Linked DNA regions of Mus musculus: region 1 is linked to region 2. A link is a contact called in ENCODE Hi-C or POLR2A ChIA-PET data. All regions are on one chromosome and are shown on one strand. Each heading gives the region's core, a stretch centred on a gene start or an enhancer-like site at or near the end of the contact. The rest is flanking DNA. Distances are from core to core; before and after follow the strand shown.

Region 1 (4,014 bases), core at 1,193-3,692, 2.6 Mb before region 2:
ATCTGTTGTACATTTTTCATAGTGAAGTGTGTGTTCTTCCTTCAGGTGAGTCATCTGTGTCATGATGCACTTCAAATGGACTCTCGAAGCACCTGTCTCTCTCCTCAGGTCCATCTGAAATTCTAAACATCCTAAAGAGACTTTGATATTTTGAAATTTCATAACTTGCCACAATCCACACAGGCCTTAGTATTAATGCACGCAGTTTGTTTCAAGATCACCTTTACTCTGAAACGAAGAGTCTACTTTCATTAAAACATTACTTAACCCTTGATGCTGTCTACAGAACTTTTAATTATGCATGATCTCAGTGTGCTGTTTTCTCCTCTCCTAACTTCAGAAAGTATTATACTGATAACTTTCTAGGTTTCCTCTCTTCTATCTTCCCACTCAGCAATCAAACCATGAGTGCTTATCATATGAGCTGTCAGCTTTCTATTTAGTACTTATGGGTCCATGAACAGAGTTTTTACGAACCTGTCTCCCACTCGATTGACTTTAATTCTTATGTGCCCATCAAACATACCAGAGCACATCTCTTCATAGTAAGAGCCTGGTACTTACTGAAGTGTTCTCAAAAGGTGGAGACTTACATTCAGATAATATTGGAGGCAAAGTTTCTCTATGTAGTCCTTGCTGTCCCGAAACTATAAAGATCAGGCTGGCCTCAAACTCAAAGATCTGCCTGCCAAGTGCTGGGATAAATGCATCCACCACCACCACTACACTAATAAATATTTCTAATGTTACTTATCTTTCATATTACACAAATTATGCAAAACAGGCTACTAAACAGTTCAGTGGGTAAAGGCACTTGCCAAGAAGCCTGAGTACTGGAGTTCAATCCCCAAGATCCACTCTGTGGAAGGAAAACCAACCCCAGTAAGTTCTCCTCTGACTTCTGCATGCATGCCACGGCACAAGATCTCTCCAACAAATATACACAGAACAAAATATTACAGAGAAATCACAACACAGGATACAGAAGTAAAACACTAAGGCCTAACAAAAATGGAATAGCTTTCGCATTTCCACATGTGGTCCAGCAAACTGCGGCTTGAAATCTCCTCTCAACCTTCTTCAGCATTTTAATCTGTCACCTCTTTATGCTTTATTAAAAAACAAAAAAGTCTTCCACATCCTTTGACTGTACTATAGACTACTTTGCTGTACTTGCCTTATGTTTTTCTCGGGGCCATATATCCCGAAGGCGTATTAGATCGCCAGCTCCCTTTTGCCCAGTTCCTGTACCAGCAACCCAATGGCCACACTCACCAGGATAAGACAGGGTAACCATTTCCCTTTAACATTTCCAACTAAGATGAGTATGGCTTGATCTGAACACCTGTAATCCTCTTTAAGCCAGTTTTTAGGTCACCCCTATCTTCCGTGACGGTCTCAGGTCTCAACGTGGCTTGAGATAGACATCTCTCTCTACCGGGCAGTCTTTTCAGAACTTCCCAACGTCACTGTAAGGTCCCATTAACCTCCACATGCAGCCTACTTTCTTTCACAGGCCTCTAGGAAGGATCTGCTTTTGGGGAAACCAAGGTTCTCATATGATGGCTGTAAGTTTGGTCACTTTTATTTATACCTACCCCTGGAGTTAATTTCCATTCAGGAAAACGCGACTTTCCTACTGGTTCTTACACTTTCCGACTTCCCCCTTCTCAAGGAACGTGTTCACCTACCACCTCGACCTGAGCTCTCGCTTCCCTTGACCACCGGGCTCCTCGCCACTACTCACTTTGGGCTTTTCAGGAAGCTTCTTCCGGTTCTTCTTCTTTTGCTCCTCGCTTCTGAGATTCTTCAGCTGGGCTAGGTCGTCGGGGGCCGGAGTCGGCGGGGCCGCCTCCTCCCGTTTGCGGGGCGGGCTCCTTCGCTTCTTGCGGGCGCCGGCGCAAGCCGCGGCCCAGCCGTAACCTAGAAGGAAGAGCAGGAGCAGCCCGAGAGCGCCGGTGCCCACCAGGATCACCCAGCCCGGGTACCGCTTCGGCTCTAGCCCCAGGTCGAGGCCCAACTCCGTGCGCAGAAAACCTAGGCCGACCGAGAGCAACTCCCGCAGCCGGGCAGAGCCCTCCTCGGCCTGCTGGGCCAGCTCGTCCTGCCAGCTTCGTGCAGCCATCTTCCCTCCCGTCAGAGAGACTCGCGGGATGACGCCGGGGAGCGGAGCCGCCGCTGGAACAGTCGTGGGAGGCGACAGGGCCGCGACACCTCAGGCCGAGCGCATCGCGGCCAACCCTCACGCCGGAGTAGGGGATAGAGGGCCGCCGCCGCCACGGGGAGAGCCAAAGGTTCCCAGTCTCCGCAGCCGGCCTCACGCCGCCGCCACCAGGAGGACACGGGGCGGCGGGGACAGAGTGTCTCCAGAGGCGGCCGCTAAGCGGCGTCGGGGCGCCAGCGCCAGGACCCGCTGTCCTCCCCCGGCGGAACAATGGCGGCTCCGGCCGCGATCCACGCTGCGCGCGGAGGCCGGTCGGGTCACGTGGAGGCTGTGGGCGGGGCATGCGTCACATGGGGCGATGGGCGGGGCCGGGCGGACTCTAGTCTTGGAGTGGGGTCTCCTTGAGCTGTGTGGGTTTGGAGGCTTGGGGCGACTCGGAGCTTGCGAAGCGGGAGCTAGAAATCTGACGGTGGAACTCCTTCAGGCTCGGGCTTTCTGGATGCTGAGAGGGATTCAGGTGTGAGGCCTGCGCACGAGCAAGGCGGCCAAACCCATCGGAGTATGAGCAGGCTTTCCGCTCTCTTTCCTGCAGTGGTGGTGCAGTGGACCGGCTTTTTCTCCCTAGGTCAGGGGCCAGTTGGATGCTTCCAGAGGGAGCTCGGTGGACTCTGAGGCAGCGAGCACGTGTAATTCACATCCGAGTATTTCTTCGGGGCGGACTAGCATATTAACGTTTGCCAACGTTTGCGTCTGTTCTGTCGTTCACTCCTGCTGTCTGTTGTCAGGCTCCAGATTTAAAAAGTCGGCAAACCCGTGGGAGGCACTATTATTTTTCTACTGATTTGTAGCCTTAATAGGAAATATTGAGAGGAAGCCCTTAGACTGTATTTATATGCAAGAGAAGCATATTATTTTAAGCTTTTATACAACCCCAAAAGAATTGCAATTTTTGAATGCTTGTGTTGTCCAACAGTCAAATGTAGCATTAGAAGGAAACTAGGTGGGTTGGGGAATGTCGCTCAGCAATAGAACATGCTTACTGAACATATGCAAGGCTCTGGCGTCGATTCCTAGCACCAAAAATAAAGAGCTGAGGCGCTTCTTCCCTTCTTAATTTTAAAAATGCTTGAGGACTACCCTACTATTTGTATTTTGACTTTGCGGTAAGGAAACAGTGTCTATAATTAAATGTTAATTAGCATGTAAGCAGCTGAAGTAAATACAAACTAAAAACCTATTCATGTATTTTGACCCATCAGTATTGTAATGAGTCTTGTGATTAATGGGTGGAATAGAGTTTTATACGTAATAAGCTACTCTTGCTAAGCTTTTTTGCAGACTTATAATTAAGGGCTAAGTTATAAAGGCCAGAACCTTAAAATGAGATCTGCATGACCTCTAAAATTAACAAATTCCATTCATATTTTTGGAATAAGATTTATAACCCCACCTATTTGGGTTGGTCATAGTTTTTCTAAGAAGTTCTACTGATCGTTTTAGATCATCACCTGTGGATTTATGAATTAGAGAATTACAGAAATTGTAGGTTAGCATACTAGTCCCTTTGACAGTCTAGCAAGTAAATGATTTAGTAAGATCAGGTCATCTTGTAGTTTTTTTTTTTTTTTTTTTTTTCCACTTGCTGTATTTGGTATCAGGGACATACTTGTCATTATATCTCGCCCTCCTTCTCTCACTCCCTCCTCTTTGTGTATGCACATGTATATGCACTTCGTTTTTGTATTCATGCTGGGGATTAAACCCAGATCCTTAAGCATGGTAGGCAAACGCTCTCCCACTGAACTATGTCTTTATCCCACCATGCACTTATATTTTAAAAACAAAAAAGT
Region 2 (4,066 bases), core at 1,396-3,895:
TAAAGAATTGAGGGTTTGATGGCAGTGAGTGGCTGCTATGCTAAACCAATGAGGTTTAAAATATGGAGCCCTAGAGTCAGACAGAGCTGTGGCTCAACGCTGCTTCCCTTTTCCCTCTGTGTTAGTCACCTGCTGTGAATCTGACGGCTCATCTGTGAACGGGTGTATTTGCTTTACAGGTTTGCTATTGATATTCATTGGACATAATAGGAACTTTGGCTAATTACTGTTATTATTAGTTTGCTATTGTCATCATTCATGCTCAAAAAATTATACTGTGTCTTCCCACGTGTCCTCTCTGAGTCATCTTGTCATCCCATAACAAGATACCCACCCGACACAAGCTGCTTACACAGAAAAAGAAGCTCTAGGCTTGCCAAGGTTACATGGTGAGACCATGTCCCAGAGCGAGGGATGGGGAAGAGAGAAGAGGCTTACCTAGCTTGGTTTTGTAGGTTCAAGACCATGTCATCCTGCATAATAGCTTCACGTGGTGTGAGGATCTCACGGTTACTGGTGTGTAGGGAGTGATGTGTGGGTGTGGATGAAGTCCTGAGCAAGTGTGCACTGCCGACAAAGACACAACCATGTCAAGGACCCCAGTGTATCAGAACCATGGGAACTGACAAAACTTTCCTTGTTGGTGAAGCTCAGAGGCATAGCAAGGTCTTCCTCTGGTCCAAGTATGTTTACGGACAATTGGCCAGTGTGTGCAGAAACTAGTAACTGCAGCTTCTTCCTCCAGATGACTGCAGTGTGAGACCATCTGTCACAGTGACTATCAGGTCTAGTCTTCTCCTACCTCCAGATGACTGCAGTGTGAGACCATCTGTCACAGTGACTATCAGGTCTAGCCTTCTCCTACCTCCAGATGACTGCAGTGTGAGACCATCTGCTACAGTGACTCCTATCAGGTCTAGCCTACTCCTACCTCCATTGCTATTCACTGTAAGCATGGCCAGGTTCTGGGTTGTGGCATCATGAGGCCAGTTCACAAGAGTAAGCATGGTCCACAGATCTCAGCTTTTCTGTGTGACACATATCCTTTCTTCACTCCTGTTGCTGCAAGCTGCGCAGGATAGGGCAGAGGATGAAGGTGATATGCATACCAGTGTGTGTGGAATCAGGAGCTGAGCATCTGCATGGGGCTAAACTTAGCTTTTTTTTTTTTTTTTTTTTTTTTGTGAGAAATCTCAAAGACAAACCTACAGGGACTGTCTTCTGTTGGGGGCTTTTTTTTTTTTTTTTTTTTTTTTTTGGTCTATTCTATTGTGTTCTAGTACATCAAGGTAGAAGAGAAGGAAGGTTAGAGGGAAAGGGGGATGTAGACCTTTTTGACTACTCCTGATCATTAGGGGCATTGAGTTTCTTGAGATCAGTCCAATCTTCCACAACAGGGCATCTCCAACGTCTCATTAAGCAACAGCAACAGGAGCAGCAGGAACCAAAAACCTCCTCCTCCTCTTCTGCTTCCTCCTTCTCTTCTGCCTCCTCCTCCTCTCCCCACTTCTTCTTCCTCAAAGCACCTCCCACTGCTCTGGAGACTGCCATTTAGATCACTCCCCTCCTAGAGTACGAGACAATCATAGTTAACGGTTGTGGCCCATCTGAAGCAGCCCCATATCCCACACCTGGGGTTAAAACAAAAACAGTCACATAACTTTTTTTTTTTTTTTTTTTTTTTGGTTTTTTGAGACAGGGTTTCTCTGTGTAGCCCTGTAGTCCCGGCTGTCCCGGAACTCACTCTGTAGATCAGACTGGCCTCCAACTCAGAAATCCACCTGCCTCTGCCTCCCAAGTGCTGGGATTAAGGGCATGCACCACCTCTGCCCGGCCAAAATTCCGTTTCTTGAATCTACTTTCCGTTATGTGCACGTTTAAGCATCCGGGTTGGAAACACTTTTCTTCTAATCTGTACTATCTTATTTAGAGAAAGCTCTAAGGATTATGTGAGGAAGGTGGCCTACTGATGCGAGCAGGTCTGAGTCTTTCATCATTCTTTCATCAGCCATTTAGTTCTGGCCAGGTAAGCTTCCCTTAATTGTGTCGCCATCTGAACCCATTTCCCTTAGAGGTAGATTCAATGTTGGCTTTCAGCTGTGAAGACGTGGTCTTTCCACTCAATTGCATAAGCCTCCCCAGGAGAGATTCTGATAACCTGGATGCTCGTCTTTTTCCATCTTAGGGATGCTTCTGTAATTCTTTCAGACGTGCCTCAGAACCACTCAAGAGCGGAACCAAAAATGCTCGTTCCGGGGCCGACTCTGAACGCCCCGGGAGTGGCGGTCGGGTACCCCAAGCTGGGACCCTTTGTCCCCCACACCCGCTCCGGCGGGCGGGCGGGCGTGCGCGCCGGGCTCGCTCCCGCCGCTCCGCGTTCCTTTTGTCCCGGAACGCGCCCGCGCCGCCGCCGCCGCAGCCGCCCCTCCGCGAGGTGCCTGCCGCCTGCCTCTAGGTTTTCAGTCTCCATCCCGCGCGCAGCCTTCGCCACCAGTCAGGCCGTGTTTCGCACCCCGCCCCCGCCTCCGCGAGCCCGGCGCGAGCGCGAGCGAAGGCGCGCGCCGGATGTGACGCGCAGCGCTCCGGCGCCCCGCCTTTTCCGCCGCGCGCCCCGCCCAGGCCCGTCGCTCGGCCGCGCGCCCCTCCCCCCTCCCCGGCGCTCGCTTTCTGTCAGTCGCTGTCCCTGTCCCCCTCGCCCGCGACCGGCTTCCTCTCGCACCCGAGCGCACGCACTTGCCCGGCCCGCGTCCTCTTCCTCCTCCACTCCTCCCGCCCGCCCGCCCGCCTTTCCCTTCGGGCCCCGAGGCTCTGCCGGGTCGCGGGCGCCTCGCGGCTGCGTCACCGCCGCCCCCCAGACAAGATGGACACCGCCGAGGAAGGTGAGGCGGCGGCGCCCGCGCCCTTGCAGCGGCGCCCGCGCTCCAGTCGGGCCGAGGCGCTCGCGGCGGATCCCGCGGGCAGTTTGCTTGCCCGGCGGGCGGGCGGGCGGGCGGGCGGGCGAGCGCGCGGCTCGAGCTGGTCCTCCAGCGGGCTCGGATCGGAAGGTGACCCTCTGCGCGCCCCCCGCCGGTTCCCGCGGGCGACGAGGACTCAGCCTCGGCTGGGACACTGGGGTGCCAGGACTTCGGTGTCCGAGACGTGGGGTGCCGGGACGTGGGACATCCCGGACGTGGGGGTGTCGCGACGTGGGGTGCTCGAGACATGGGGATGTCGGGAAGTGGGGCGCTGGAGACCATAGGGTGCCCGAGGCGTGGGGCTGCCGGGGACTTGACGGTGTGGAAGATCGGGGCCCCGGCCACCGCCATCCCGCGGTCCGCGGAGGAGGGGGCCGCAGTGCGAAGTCCGGGGGCGTTTCCACTCCCCTCCCCCACTCGTTTTTCCCCCCTCCGTGTTCGAGTCTGTTTGCTGTTGTCCTGTAGGCCCAACCTCTGCCACACAACTTCTTTGTTGACTTTGAAACTTCGCGGAAAATACCCCGCGAGGTGACGACTGCTGAGTGGACTGAACTGACCCCTGCTGCAAAATCTTGCTCTCTGTTTGCCTTACCCTAACTGCACTGACCAGACCCGAGAGGGGACGGTTTCTAGAGACTATTGGAGGAGGGAAAGGCGAATATTTAGGTTTCTTCTAAATCCTTGTCACCACAAAGCAAGGGTTTGTTTGTTTTGTTTGTGGACGTGTACTTTGGATGCGGTTGTTTTGAATTAGCAGAGAACACGAAAGAAAAGCAGCCACATGGGTGTAGAAAGCAGCCGCTTACCTGACGTTGTGGCAAAGTGTTTTAAAGCAGTTTTTAGAGGCACTGATGTATTAGTGAGTCTGTAGAGGAAATTATTGATCATGTACTTACTAGTGCAGATACTTACTGTTTAGATATATTCTTGTTCGAATGAGCGTTCTTTTCAACCTCAGGCTTTATTTTACCGACTTTACATGCAATCGAACCATCAAGCACTTGTATTGAAGTCATTAGAGTAATAAAAAGTTTAGTAATAATGTGATGAGTTGATTTTTTTTAAAAAAAAGTATTGTTTACAAAATATGCACAGGAGGATTGATTCACTTT

Evidence for each region. Hi-C counts contacts between places; a loop is a spot of excess contacts on that map. ChIA-PET counts read pairs that join two places held with the same protein, here RNA polymerase II (POLR2A).
Region 1: a map of left cerebral cortex shows a loop between it and region 2 (4-fold over the local background). The contact joins the promoter of Mtdh here to the promoter of Marchf6 in region 2. A Hi-C loop is called at or near these places in 1 of 37 maps with a recorded cell type or tissue (left cerebral cortex). POLR2A ChIA-PET finds 5 or more read pairs at or near these places in 1 of 5 experiments (Patski).

Annotation. Positions count from the first base shown.
Region 1 is chr15:34,081,147-34,085,160 of GRCm38, reverse strand. Mtdh (metadherin) reads right to left here and starts at 2,442. Exons shown (of 12, transcript NM_026002.5): 1 at 1,748-2,442. The coding sequence starts at 2,125. Gm41291 reads left to right here and starts at 1,935. Exons shown (of 1, transcript XM_011245387.3): 1 at 1,935-3,419. The coding sequence starts at 2,154. The coding sequence ends at 2,687.
Region 2 is chr15:31,529,616-31,533,681 of GRCm38, reverse strand. Marchf6 (membrane associated ring-CH-type finger 6) reads left to right here and starts at 2,645. Exons shown (of 26, transcript NM_172606.2): 1 at 2,645-2,879. The coding sequence starts at 2,861. Gm41287 (a long non-coding RNA gene) reads right to left here and starts at 2,578. Exons shown (of 3, transcript XR_875101.3): 1 at 1,745-2,578; 2 at 439-1,567.